Linked DNA regions of Homo sapiens: region 1 is linked to region 2. A link is a contact called in ENCODE Hi-C or POLR2A ChIA-PET data. All regions are on one chromosome and are shown on one strand. Each heading gives the region's core, a stretch centred on a gene start or an enhancer-like site at or near the end of the contact. The rest is flanking DNA. Distances are from core to core; before and after follow the strand shown. Region 1 has its middle 33 kb from the start of MRPS24. Region 2 overlaps BLVRA (biliverdin reductase A).

Region 1 (7,458 bases), core at 4,741-7,240, 53 kb after region 2:
TTTTTTTCTTTTTTTTTTCTGAGACAGTTGAGACAGTCTCACTTCTTTTGCCCAGGCTGGAGGGTAGTGGCGTGTGGCTCACTGCGGCCTCAACCATCCAGGCACGAGCAGTCCTCCCATCTCAGCCTCCTGAGTAGCTGAGACTACAGGCATATGCCACCACACCATTTTTTTTTTTTTTGGTAGAGACAGGGTCTCATTATGTTGCCCAGGCTGGTCTTTAACTCCTGGGTTCAAGTGATCCTCCTGTCTTGGTTTACCAAAGTGCTGGGATCACAGGTGTGAGGCATTGTGCCCAGCCTACCTTCTCATTTTGAAAGCAATACAATACCAACTTTAATGGTAATACACTCTTATGTAATAAACAAAGACATTTACAAATATCAGAAACCCAGTTTTGAAACATTTGCATTAACTGTGACCTGAATCAACTTTTTTTTTTTTTCAGACAGAGTCTCACTCTATCGCCCAGGCTGGAGTGCAATGGCACGATCTTGGCTCACTGCAACCTCCATCTCCTGGGTTCAAGCAATTCTCCTGCCTCAGCCTCCCGTGTAGCTGGGATTACAGGTGCATGCCACTATGCTAATTTTTGTTCCAGACCAGCCTGGACAACATAATGAGACTCTACAAAATTAATTAATTAACTAATTAATTAAAAATGATGTTTCTAAAGAATGTAACTTACACACTATGTTGTTAACAGTGTTAACTCAGTGGATGAAAGTGGTTTGCCACACTCATGCATATAATAAATGACAAACATACTTGTTTGAAAGATGCTTCTTTGAAAGCTACTTAGTGGTCAAGCATGGTGGCTCATGCCTGTAATCCCAGCACTTTGGGAGGCCGAGGCAGGAGAATTGCTTGAGTCCAGGAGTTCAAGACCAGCCTAGGCAACATAACGATACTCTCTACAAAAAATTTAAAATTAGCAGAGTGTGGTGGCATAGTTCCAGAACTCTGGGAGGCTGAAGTGGAAGGATCACTTGAGTCCAGCAGTTCTAGGCTGCAGTGAGCTGTGATCATACCACTACACTCCGGCCTGGGTGACAGAGCTACAATATGTTATGAACAGTGTTATTTTAGTGAATGGAAGTAATGTATGTAGTGAAGCGTCTGAAGACACATGTTTAAATAATGTTTCAGATCTTATGGACAGCTGCAAACCATGTCATTCAGAATACACAATCTTCTCAAGTGCACATGGAACATTCTCCAAGATAGAGTATATATCAGGTCACAAAATAAGTCATAACAAATTAAGAAAACTGAAATCATAACAAGTATCTTTTCTGATCACAATGGTATAAAACTAGAAATCAATAATAGGAGTAATTTCAGAAAATTCACAAATATGTAGAATTTAAACAACATGCTCCTATACAACCAATGGGTCAAAGAATTATTTTTTTTTTTGAGATGGGGTCTCACTCCGTCACTCATACTGGAGTGCAGTGACATGATAGTGAGATGAGAAGTCTTCTTCCGATCAAAGGTTTTTCTTGATCGAAGAGTTTGTGGTCTCATGGGCTTCAAGGAATGAAGCTGTGGACCACAGTGGCAAGTGTTACAGCTCAATTAGAGAAACGTGTGGACCCAAAGAGTGTGTGGCAGCAAGATTTATTAAAGCGAAAGTGAATGTAAAGCAAAAGTGAAAGTAAAGCTTCCACGTGGTGGAAGGGGACCTGGAAGGGTTGCCCTGGCTTGAGTGTCTTATGCTTATATGCCCTTATGACTCCTTCCCTTTTCCTTTTCCTTTTCCTGTCCTATAGGATTAGCTTATTTTCTATCCGCTTGTGGGTTGGTGGGCCTGATTGGTTAAAAACATCACGCTGCAGCTAGAGCTTAAACTCCCTATATGATTGGTTGAAGTTTCAATCCCTTAGCTTGCAGCTATGACTCATTTTGGCTTAGGAGAAAGTCCCCTTTGATTGGTTGAAGTTTCAATCCCTTAGCTTGCAGCTATGACTCATTTTGGCTTAGGGAAAAGTCCCCTTAGGGAAGTCCCTATTGACCCAGGAAGTCCAGCCAACTTAGCCACTTAGTCGCTCAATAGCTCACCACAACCTCAACCTCCTGGGTCCAAGTGATCCCCCCACCTCAGCCTCCCCAGTAGCTTGGGACTACAGGCTCATACCACCACATCTGGCTTTTTGTATTTTTTGTAGAGAAGGGGTTTCACCATGTTGCCCAGGCTGGTCTCAAACTTCTGGGCTTAAGCAATCTGCCTGCCTTGGCCTCCCAAAGTGCTGGGATTACCGGTGTGTGCCACTGTGCCCAGCCTCAAAGAAGAAATTTAAAAATCTTTTGAGGCCGGGCACAGTGGCTCATGCCTGTAATCCCAGCAGTTTGGGAGGCCCAGGTGGGCGGGTCACCTGAGGTCAGGAGTTCAAGATGGCCAACATGGTAAAACACGGCCAACATGGTGAAACCCCATTTCTACTAAAAATACAAAAATTAGCCGGGTGCAGTGGCACACACTTGTAATCCCAGCTACTTGGGAGGCTGAGGCAGGAGAATCACTTGAACTGAGGAGGCAGAAGTTGCAGTGAGCCAAGATCGCACCACTGCACTCCAGCCTGGGTGACAGAGCAAGACCCTGTCTCCAAAACAAAAGAGGAATGTTGAAAAAAGAGTAATGTTTCTCAGCACGACAAAGACTATCTCTGACAAGCCCACAGCTAACATATTTAACTGTGAAAATATTTTTTCCTCTAAGATCAGGAACAAGACAAAGATGCCAACTCTCACCATGTCTATTCAATATAGTACTGGAAGTCCTAGCCACAACAATCAAGCAAGAAAAAGCATGACAGACATCCAGATAGGAAAGAAGTAGAAGAAAATTTTTAAATGCTACTTACAAAGTTTGTTGTGAACCGTGTAACTTCCATGTAAGGAAGTAATGAATGTAGTGAAGTGTTTGTAGTCATGTTAAACAGGCTTCTGAAATGTTATTTATATACTATTTTAAAAAGACGTTTCCACAAATGTTACTTATGCAGTGTGTTGTGAAAAGTATTACTTTGGTGAAGGAACGTGGTTACCATACTGAAATTGATGTAAAATATTGGTCCAAACTCCTGACATTCCCTGAAAAGATTTATGGGAATTTCTTTGCTCTCAAGAGATTAATAAGAAATGGAATGAAGCCGGGCACAGTGGCTCATGCCTGCAATCCCAGCACTTTGGGAGGCTGAGGTAGGCAGATCATTTGAGGTCAGGAGTTCAAGACCAGCCTGGCCAACATGGTGAAATCCCATCTCTGCTAAAGATACAAAAATTAGCCAGGCGTGGTGGCAGGCGCCTGTACTCCCAGCTACTCAGGAGGCTGAGAAAGGAGAATAGCCTGAATCCAGCCAGAAGATGTTGCAGTGAGCCAAGGTCAAACCACTGCACTCCAGCCTGGGCAACAGAGTGAGACTGTGTCTCAAAAAAACAAAAACAAAAAAATAAAAATAAAGAAAAAGAAATGGAATGAGATCCTAAACTCTAAAGCCATGCCAAAACAACCTTCCTTTGAGGATTCCAGCTGACTATATTATGGCTCATTCTCATGCACATTTTGAAACAGATGGGCAAATTCTATCAAGGAAAGTTCAGAGCTCAGATGGTCACTAAGAAAACTACAACCAACTATGCGGTTAACAAGCAAAATCTTCGAAGTTCTCTATCTCTCTATTTTATTTTTTTCCTGCCTACTTTCAATCTGCTGACTTTTCTGCTGGTGTTGAGATAAAAATCACTGCTTATGACATTTGAGCCAAGATTTTTTAAAAAAAGACTTAAAGCCATTTCAAATTAATGACTTTACAAATAACAGCTCCATGATAAACAACCTAGACACCTGAACTGTCCCTTTCGGAAATGTAAATTTAGGTTTGCCTGCCTAACAACTGTGTATGGTGACAAAACAGGTAATTGAAAGACTAATAGTCTAGAAGAATTACATAAATGTTTAGAAAAGTTAGGCTCTCAGATCAGACAGGTTAAAATCTTGAGCTCAGAGCCATAATGTAAGTATCAGTGTCTGGCATAAAAATTGCTTTATCTGCCACTCAAGGAGTTAGAAAAAAATTTTTAAATGCAGATAATCTTTTTCCCACCCACACTGGAGCAGGTGGTGAAGCAAAGTAGGTCTGAGGACTGGATTGCCATGTGGACACTGTGTTAATTTCTTTTTCTTTTCTTTTTCTTTCTTTCTTTTTTTTTTTTTCTGAGACTGAGTCTCACTCTGTCCCCCAGGCTAAAGTGCACTGGGTCCATCTCTGCTCACTGCAACCTCCACCTCCCAGGTTCCAGTGATTCTCCTGCCTCAGCCTCCTGAGTAGCTGGGATCACAGGCGTGTGCCACCACGCCCAGGTCATTTTTGTAATTCTTGTCGATTTCCTGATAAAGGGGAGAGTGATTGTTACCTGGGAGAGTGTCCCTGCTTTGGGTAAAAAAACAAGTATTTTGTGTGAAATTACAAATCTGGTACAGCAATAACCACTGGAGACTTTGATAGAAAGGACAGGGATTTGTATTGCTATTGCAAGTTTTCCATAAGAATGAAATTATCAAAAAGTAATTACTTTTATTTATTTATTTATTTAAGACAGTCTCCCTCTGTCGCCCAGGCTGCAATGCAAAGGTGCAATTTCACTGCAACCTCCACCTCTCAAGTTCATGAGATTCTCTTGCCTCCGCCTCCCGAGTAGCTGGGATTATAGGTACACATCACCATGCCCTGCTATTTTTGTATTTTTTGGTAGAGACGGGGTTTCACCATGTTGGCTAGGCTGATCTCGAACTCCTGGGTTCAAGTGATCCTCCTGCCTGGGCCTCTCAAAGTGCTGGGATTACAGGCGTGAGCCACCACGCCCAGCCTCAAAAAGTAATTACTTTTTTTTTTTTTGAGACGGAGTCTTGTTCTGTCGCCCAGGCTGGAGTGCAGTGGCTCAATCTCAGCTCACTGCAACTTCCGCCTCCTGGGTTTAAGCGATTCTCCTGCCTCAGCCTCCGGAGTAGCTGGGATTACAGGCACCTGCCCCTACACTCGGCTAATTTTTGTATTTTTAGTAGAGACGGGGTTTTACCATGTTGGCCAGGCTGGTCTTGAACTCCTGACCTCAGTAATTACTTTTTTAAACAACCATGTGGGCTGGGTTCGCTTGCGTGAGGAACGCTTGCATCCAGGAGCTGAAGACCAGCCTGGGCAACATAGACATCTTCTCTACAATAAAATTAAAAATTAGCCAGGCTTGGTGGTGCATGCCTGTAGTCCCAGCTACTCAGGAAGATGAAACGGGAGGATCCTTCAGCCCAGACGTTAAAGGCTGCAGTGAGCTATGATCGTGCCACTGCACTCCAGCCTGACAGATTGAGACTGTCTAAAAAATGAAAAATAAGGCTAAGGCATGGTGGTTCAGGCCTGTAATCCCAGCACTTTGGAAGGCTGAGGCGGGCGGATCACTTGAGGTCACGATTTGGAGCCTGGGCAACATAGGGAGCTCTGTCTCTAGAAAAAAAAAATCAATCAATCAATCAATCAACCACGTCAATACCGCGTCAGTAAAGCAGAGGTGACACCAAACTTCATTCCAGAGGCTAAGCCTGACCCAAATCCAGTTCAGCCAAAGCTAGGAAACCAGTCTCCCTGGTAAGCCTCTGAATGTGATGTTAGTATTAAAAGGCTGCTGCGTGGTATTATACTAGCAGCCACTGTGTCTTAGCTGTTGAGAAGGACCTCCTGTGTGGTGGAAACCGGGGTTTTTTATTTCCAAAATTCCACATGAAGCCCTTCCTCTACTGGGGGTTCTGAAGACCAACTGCTCCTCAGTAGTCAGGACTGTGACAGGAAGGATTTTACTCACCACTGACGCAGCCTCAAGTTGTCTCAAAGTGAGGCGGTGTCCCCTTAGATCTGTGTTGAGGAAAATGAGGTTCTCCTCCTCACTGCGGGCCCGGCGCTGGCGGCCGCAGTAGGAGCACGGAGGCGGTGGGGGCTTCTCAGGGGTCCGACAAGGCGGCTCGCACGCCCCCTGCTGGTCATCTGGGGCAGCGCGGGGCCCTCGGCGCTCGCTCACTGTTTAGCGGTGGCCGCGTGCCCCCTCCTGGCTGTCTGGTTGAATTAATTAAATTCAGATCGTTCAATGCCATGATTACGGACGTTCAAAATAAAATGGGGCCCACTATCCTGTGTCTTTCTCAAAAATGTTAAAGAAATTATTAATCGGAACGAAATAAATGTAGATCCAAACTTTACAAGTTTCACAAAAATTCATTCAAAATAGTCCATTGACTTAAATTTAAAATACAAAGCTGGCCGGGCGCGGTGGCTCACGCCTGTAATCCCAGCACTTTGGGAGGCTGAGGCGAGCGGATCACCTGAGGTCGGGAGTTCGAGACCAGCCTGACCAACATGGAGAAACCCCCGTCTCTACTAAAAATACAAAATTAGCCGGGCGTGGTGACGCATGCCTGTAATCCCAGCTACTCGGGAGGCTGAGGCAGGAGAATCGCTTGAACCTGGGAGGTGGAGGTTGCTGTGAGCCGAGATCGCGCCATTGCACTCCAGCCTGAGCAACAAGAGCGAAATTCCGTCTCAAAAAAATAATAATACAAGCTATAAAAATTCTAAAGTTACATTAAATCACATGGAAAGCAATGTCAAATGAGAACTACTTAGCCAGGCACAGTGGTTCACACCTTAATCCCAGCACCTTGAGCGGCTGAGGTGGGAGAACCGCTTGAGCCCAGGAGTTTGAGACCAGCCTAGACACCCCTGCACCCTGCAACCAACCCACCTCTACAAAAAATACAAAAATTAGGTTGCTCTGCCTGTGGAGTAGCCATTCTTTTGTTTCTTTACTTCTCTAATAAACTTGCTTTCACACACACACACACACACACACACACACACACACACACACCATAGCCGGGTGTGATGGCACACACTTATAGTCCCAGCTACTAGGGAGGCTGAAGTGGGAGGATCGCCTGAGCCCAGGAGGTCAAGGCTGCAGTAAGCCATGATTAGGCCACTGCACTCCCACCTTGGTGGAAGAGACCTTCTCTCAAAAAAGAGAGAGAGAGAAAGAGATACTAACCTTCTCTAGGTTATATTTGTATGGGTAAAATGTTATTGTTTCAGAAATTGTGTCAAGTCCCTGGAAATTTGTCAATGTCCTCCCTATCCAAGATATGTCCCAATGTAATGTTATAAGTCATAATTTCAGTTAGTATTTTAAATGTTGTATGCCACAGAAACAACCAAATTTCCTTGCATTATAATGAACTTTCATTAGATCTTAACCATAGCCAATTTATATCTTTTTTTTTTTTTTTTTTTGAGACGGAGCCTCACTCTGTCACCCAGGCTGCTGGAGTGCCGTGGCACAATCTGGGCTCACTGCAACCTCCACCTCTTGGGTTCAAGCGATTCTCTTGCCTCAGCCTCCCCAGTAGCTGGG
Region 2 (7,081 bases), core at 1,857-4,356:
AGTTCAGAGTACAACCTGTCAGGAAGGGTGGATAATTGGAGTTTAGCACACAGCGTGAAGATCCAGGGCGCGGTGGGAAAGCCAGGTTGAAATGCCTTGGGAATGCGGCTTGGAAGAGAGGATGGCCCACAGCTCAGGATGCTAGGGTCTTTGGCATAGAGGTGGTCATGGAAACCCTGAGAATGAGGGACCCCCATATTCTGGGGACATGGGAGAGAGAGAAAAATAGAGGGATGAAGACTGAGCTTTGGGAAATATGCACATCTTGGGTAAAATGAAGAAAGAAAGTGAAATGTGAAAAGAAAACCTCGGTAGCATGAGGTAAGAGAAGAAAGGAAGGAGTGAGTTTGAAGAAGGTCCAGGTAAGGGTCACTCATGTCTGAAGTCCAGGAGGATGTGGCTGAGAAGAAGCCCTTGAATGTGATGAGAAGGTCTTGGATGACCCACGGTGAAGCAGGGAGGTATGGGAGTGAAAACCAATTGCAGCAGGGCCAGGAGGGGTGAGAGGAGTCTGGGGCACTTGGGGTCATTGGACAGGGCAGGGGCAGGGGCAGCAGAGGACTCTGAGCACTGTAGAGGGAGCTCCAGGAAGGGAAGCGGGAGTGAGCCAAGGCGCTATACACTGCAGAATTCTCACCTTCCTAGAGCAGCCCTCTGATATTTATGTCTGTTTTCAGTGGTGGTTTATATTTTAGATAGTGAATACATTTGTGTGATTCTAAACTTTAAAGAGGAAAAAAAGAAAAAAAAATATTTTCTATGAGAAGCCTTCTTCCCTCCTATCCCTGTTTCCCAGCCACTCTGTTTTTCTTGCTCCCAGCAAGAGCATGTCGCCAGTTTCAGTGTTACAGGTTTCTGGGCTGTCCTTTCAAAGAGATTCTAAACATAGACAGTATCTTTTTCCTTTGGCTACCACCCCTCCTGTTACTACACAGACTGTAGCACACAGTGCACACTAGGCTGTCGTTTGCTTCTTTCACCCGATCATCTATCTTGGAGACCAGTCCCTTTCAATATATAAAGGGCTTCCTCGTTCTTTTATTTTTATATTGCCATGTAATACTCTATATCACGAGTCTATCATAACTTTCATAGCCAGCCTGTTATTAATGACATATAGATTATTTCCATCTTTTGCTTGTTATAAGCAAGGCTGCAGTAAGCCTAAGTCACTTGACTTGTGTAGCTCTATAGGACACATTATCTTACAGTTGGATTTACCAGAACAAAGGGCATTTGCATTTTAATTTGTAATAAATATTTCCAAGTTGCTCTCCATAAAGCAGGTTCTTCTCTCCCTCCTGCAACATATGAACATACCTGTTTCCCCAGGCCAACCAATGTGTTATCAAACTTTTTTTTAATTCTTGCAAATAGTGGATGAAAACGACTAGTTTGTTCTGTCCAACTGCCTGGACTCTCCTTCCACCTTTTCAGCACCTGCCCTCATGCCTCACCTTGAAGTTTTTCTACAGTGATTTTACATTTTCTTCTACCCTCTTTATCTCAAAAAAAATTTTTTTTCTAAGTTGGCAGAGCACATTCCTAACTATGAACTCCATTTTTGCATCTGGAGTGCCAAACACCAGCTTCTCTGAGTCCAAGGGTGGGGGCGCAAGCTCACTCTGTGACTGTGATTTGGACCTAAGTGAGTTTTTTAGTCACTTTGCTGTGCTTATGTGTCCTTTTCTGCTGTCTCAAAACTGCTCCTGTTCTTTGTTCCTTAAATACCACCTCTATAGGGCTATTTGTAGTGGCATTTTCCCAAAGGTTCAGGATAGCAGAGCACAGCAGACAACTGAAAATGGAACTGTGGATGTCCTGGTTTCTGGAAGTCCATTGCTCCCTCCTCCACTGGGCGTTTCTCACTGGCTTCCTTCTCTGCAGATTTTAGCCTTTTGCTAACCTGCGTGCACTTTCCCCTTTCCTCTGCCTCCTACTGGTTCCTAGCCCCAAAGTTTTAGCTGCTACTACAGAGTGGTCTAGCCATCTCTGATTTGCAGTTTCCCTTCAGAACGCACCTTCAAGATCCCTCATGTAAAATGAAGAGGCTCACGTTAAAAGGCCTAACAAGTAATTTTTCTCAAAAATAAAGTTCTTCCCCTAAGAGCAGCTTGACTATTAAGATACCAGTGTCTTCACTCATATCTTTTTTTTTTTTTTTTTTTTTTTGAGATGGAGTGTTGCTCTGTCGCCCAGGCTGAAGTGCAGTGGTGCAATCTTGGCTCACCGCAACCCCTGCCTCCCCGGTTCAAGCGATTCTCCTGCCTCAGGCTACCAAGTAGCTGGGGTTACAGGCACCCGCCACCACCATACCTGGCTAATTTTTTGTATTTTTAGTAGAGGCAGGGTTTCACTATGTTGGTCGGGCAAGTCTGGAAACTCCTGACCTCAAGTGATCCGCCCACCTCAGCCTCCCAGAGTGCTGGGTTTACAGACATGAGCTACTGCACTGGGCCTTTCACCCATATCTTGTCCCTGTGTGTCAGTTTTGCAAGGCAGTAATATCGAAACCAAATCCTAAAGCAGTTTATAATTTAGCCTGACACACTGTGCAAGCCAGGTTTTGTATGCAAGTTTGTGTGTATCATTAACTAATGAAATCTTAAAAAGCAGTTTGGCTTATTTATAGATAATGGAGCTGTTTCTTAACCTTGTGCCTTTTTTTTAAGCTGGTAGAAGCATATCCTGGTTATTATCTGGAATGTAGTAATACGGTAACCTTAAGAATGCCATAAATATTTAACCTAATAAGGGGATTGCTAGTCTTCTTTTCTTGATTGAAAGGGAAACAAATATTAATATTTGATCATTAATATGTGTTTTGGCTGTACAGATTTCTCCAGAGGCTGTCTTACTGCTTTTTGGTAATTAGAAATTACCAAAAAAAAAAAAAAAGAAAAGAAAACAAGACTAGTAACCCAAAAAGGACTTACTTGGTGAAATTGTCAATTGTCAGTTGGGCACTGTGGCCACTCCTTCCTATACTCTTCCCTGACTTCCAGAAGAGAAGCCAGGAACTAGGTCTCCCAGAGTCCCCTTTTATATGTGAAGTCCACTCCCAGGACTCCCAGGAAACTTGCAAGGCTGAAGAAAGAGAGGCAGTTAGTCATAGGAGACAGTTCAGTCAGATGTGTGAGCCAAGGCCAGTGTATGGTTTAGCAGCAGTGGACAGTCAGGCTCTGTGAATCACTCTTCCCAAGCTGCAGGCTGACAGAGGCTGAGATCCTTTCCAGACGTCTTGGCTTCTGGGCAAGTTCTGGAGAATCTCTCGCTTCAATATTGAATTGTATAACAACAGTACAAGGTCTAGGAGAAAAGAAATGGAAGTGTACTGTTGTCAGGTTCTTTATAGTATATGTGGAATAGTGCATAATATTACTTTAAAGTAGACTGTGGTAAGTAAAATATATAATATAAAATCCTTAACTTCTGAAAAAGAGTTATAGCTAATAGCCAACAAATGGGATAAAATGGAATCATAATAAATATTCTAATTAATCCAAAATAAGGCAGGAAAAGAGGGGAAAAAGAACAGATTGAACAAATAGCAGGATTTCTATAGAATTTGAATGGAAACCCAACCATATCAATAATCACAATGTAAATTGTCTAAACGTTTCAACTAAAAGGCAGAGATTGTTAGACTGAGTAAAAAAAAGCAAGACCTAACTATATGCTGCCTATAAGAAACTAACTATAGCTATGAAAACACATATAGATTAAATGTGAAAGGTTGGGGAAAAAATGTATTATGCAACACTGATCAACAGAAATTGGGAATGGATTGTTAATATCAGACAAAATAAATTATAGGGCAAAAAATATTACCAGGAATAAAAATGGTCATTTTAGAAAGATAAAGGGGTCAATTAAAAAAAAGGACATAACCATCCTAAACTTGTATGTATCTAATAACAGAGTTTTGAAATATGTGGGTCAAAACTGATAGAACTGAAAGGAGAAATACACAGTTATATACAATTATATTCAGAGATTTCTCTACCCTCAATAATTGCTAGAGCAAGGAGACAGAAAATCAGGAAGGATACGAAGACCTGAACAACACAATCAACCAACTTGATCTAACAGACTTATAGAACACTCCACCCAACAATAGCAGAATACACATTCTTTTCAAGTGTGCCCAGAACATTAACCAAGGTAGACCACATCCCGTATCATAAAATATCTCAATAAATCTAAAAGGATTCAAATCATTTAAAGAATGTTCTCTGACCACAGTGGGATTAAATGAGAAATCAATAATAGAAAAACATTTGGCAAATCCCCAAACATTTGGAAGAAATCCTGGAAGGAGAAGACAAGAGCAGTGGGCACAGGAAGAGGGGCAGAGTCAGTGGGAAGTGGTGACAACTGGGTACAGAGGTGAAGAAAAGGGGCAAATCTGAGATGACATTCATGTTTCTATGCTCAGAGGCATCCAAGAAGTGAGTTTAAGGGATGCATGGAGATAATTTTTTTTTTTTTGAGATAGAGTCTCACTCTGTCACCCAGGCTGGAGTGCAGTGGCGCTATCTTGGGTCACTGCAATCTCCGCCTCCCAGGTTCAAGCAATTCTCCTGCCTCGGCCTCCTAAGTAGCTGGGATTACAGGCGCCTGCCAACAGGCCCAGCTAATTTTTGTATTTTTAGTAGAGACGAGGTTTCTCCATGTTGGCCAGGCTGGTCTGGAACTCCTGACCTCAAGTGATCCACCTGCCTCGGCCTCCCAAAGTGCTGGGATTACAGGCGTGAGCCACCGTGCCCAGTGCATGGAGATAAATTTTATCAGTTTTTATTATACTGAGTTGCTGTATAACTTAAAAGTCAGTTTGATTTTTCACTGTAATACTGTTCACATACAGCCTCCAGCAGTGCACTTAAATAATATTTAAGATACTGCAGTATCTTAAATGTGGAACTCAGAAGGCTGTAGTGAAGAGTCAAAGCCTCTGGATCCCACGCTGAGTAAGGTGACCAATCATGGTTTGCCCATTTGCCTCCTCTGCCAGCATCTGATGAAGAAGCTGTGCCCTCTGAATGACTCCCAGTAGTATCAGATTCATGTGTCCACTGGAGGAGGGACCCAGGGAGGGCAGAAGTACCAGGCCATGGGCTGGGTCTGGGTTAATGGGGAAAGCTCCCTCATTATTGGAGATGGGGCAGTAGAAGTGGAGAGCCAAATTGGGGGAACACTTTCTGTGGGTACTCGGAAGGTTTTCAACCTAAAGACATGGTGGAGCACCTTCAAGAACAGGTTTTGGCGGGACTGACTTCTCTCCAAGCCCCCATTTCGGGGACTGTCTCATCCCATCCTGATGCTGTGGCTTCCTGTGTGTTTTGGGCTGGCTTCCATCTTGCTCGTCGGGACCCTGCCAGCTCCTTTGTTTTGTAGTTTTCTGCTCGATGCCTACAGTGTTTTCAGACTCCACCTTGGTCCCTTGTGTTTCAGCCCGAGAGGAAGTTTGGCGTGGTGGTGGTTGGTGTTGGCCGAGCCGGCTCCGTGCGGATGAGGGACTTGCGGAATCCACACCCTTCCTCAGCGTTCCTGAACCTGATTGGCTTCGTGTCGAGGTGGCTCACAATGTCTTTGTGCTTCATAATTCATGGAAAGCCCAGTGAGGCGGATTAGCTGCAGGACATGGAGATTTTCCAGACCCAGGGCAGGGAGAGCCATCTCCCAACTGAGAACTGTGCTTAGGGTCAGCCCCATAAGATCTCAGGTTGGGATGGGTCTGGGAACTGAAGCTTGCTGGGCCTGCAGCTGGGATGCACAGTAGGTTGGCCTGGGAGACTGGAAGACAGAGGCAGGAGGGTGAGCTCAAGGCTGACAGTTAGAGAAGGGGCACAGAAAACACATGCATGGGGCTTTGGCCTGAAAGGCTTTCGGTGTGCACCGGGGAATCCTGACATAGTCATCATGACAGCCATCCTAGGTGGTCCTGGGCTCTACATGTGATATTTCCTTCTGCGTAGTGTTATTAACCCCCCAGTTTACAGATAAGGAGGCTGAACCACAGAAAGGTTAAGTAATCTGCCTGAGGTCACACAGCTGGAAAGTCTAAGAACTGAAGTTGAGCAGAAGTCTGTTTCCAAAGCCCATCTTTTAAACACCATGTGTTCTTTTGCCATTGGTAATTTTGAGCCTCACTTTTATTATTATTATTATTTTTTTTGAGACAGAGTCTCACTCTGTCACCCAAGCTGCAGCGCAATGGTGCAATCACAGCGCACTGCAGCCTTGACCGTCTGGGCTCAAGTGATCCTCCCGCCTCACAGCTCAAGTGGTCCTCCTGCCTCAGCCTTCTGAGTAGCTGGGACTACAGACACACACACCACCACGCCTGGATAATTTTTTTTTTTTTTTTGTAGAGACAGGGTCTCCCTATGTTGCCTAGACTGGTCTCAAACTCCTGGGGTCAAGTGATCCTCCTGCCTCGGCCTCCCAAAGTGCTGAGATTATAGGCGTGAGCCAGTGCACCCAGCCTCCCCCTTTTCTTTAAGGATTCATTTATCTCCAGTCAAAATCAAACTTATCACCTTGTTTCTTCTTCCCCCATGCTCAAATTTTCCACTCACCCCTGTACACACACACACACACACGCACCACTCACCAGACTAATCCTGTATAACATCATTTGTCAATATTAATTGTGAACTAGATACAGGCACCAGACTAATCCTGTGTAACATCATTTATCCATATTAATTTTGGACTAGGTGCAGGCACTGGGCTGGGCCTGAAGACATGGTAGTGAGCAAGTTAGGCAACTCTTTTTCTAGTGCTTTAGAGACATCAGATAAATATTTACACAAAGCATAAGTAACAATTGTGATAGTCTATGTAGAAATTTTTTCATGTTTTCATTCATGGGGCCATCCTCTTCCGGCCTGTCTCAAAACATGGCCCCACTTTTAAGGATTTAAAATGGGCTTGGAAGCACCAGGGAGACCCAGAAGTGCTAGAATCTGCCCTTGGGCCAGCCTTCTCCTCCCCATAAGATTCCAAGGGAGCTGCACACAAATGGGAGAGCAAAGTTAAGATCAGGCAGCACCGTAACCCCCATCGCACCCCTATC

Evidence for each region. A loop is a pair of places that touch in the nucleus more often than their neighbours do. ChIA-PET counts read pairs that join two places held with the same protein, here RNA polymerase II (POLR2A). Pooled maps may share reads with other maps.
Region 1: a map with no recorded cell type shows a loop between it and region 2 (13-fold over the local background). The contact joins two enhancer-like sites. A Hi-C loop is called at or near these places in 5 of 37 single-sample maps with no recorded cell type and 5 of 50 pooled maps. POLR2A ChIA-PET finds 5 or more read pairs at or near these places in 4 of 52 experiments (BJ, HEK293, PC-9 and 1 more).

Annotation. Positions count from the first base shown.
Region 1 is chr7:43,833,006-43,840,463 of GRCh38, forward strand. No RefSeq gene overlaps it. Among named protein-coding and RNA genes, the nearest start is that of MRPS24, 33 kb to the right of the region's middle. RefSeq lists enhancers at 1,561-1,680, 1,605-1,899, 1,811-2,180 and a silencer at 6,087-6,166. Within about 2 kb of position 5,991, at least 7 of the 41 ENCODE cell types and tissues checked have a DNase peak (open chromatin) inside an H3K27ac peak, as active enhancers do.
Region 2 is chr7:43,782,450-43,789,530 of GRCh38, forward strand. BLVRA (biliverdin reductase A) reads left to right here. Exons shown (of 8, transcript NM_000712.4): 3 at 5,455-5,576. Among named protein-coding and RNA genes, the nearest start is that of BLVRA, 27 kb to the left of the region's middle. RefSeq lists an enhancer at 1,910-2,059. Within about 2 kb of position 3,107, at least 6 of the 41 ENCODE cell types and tissues checked have a DNase peak (open chromatin) inside an H3K27ac peak, as active enhancers do.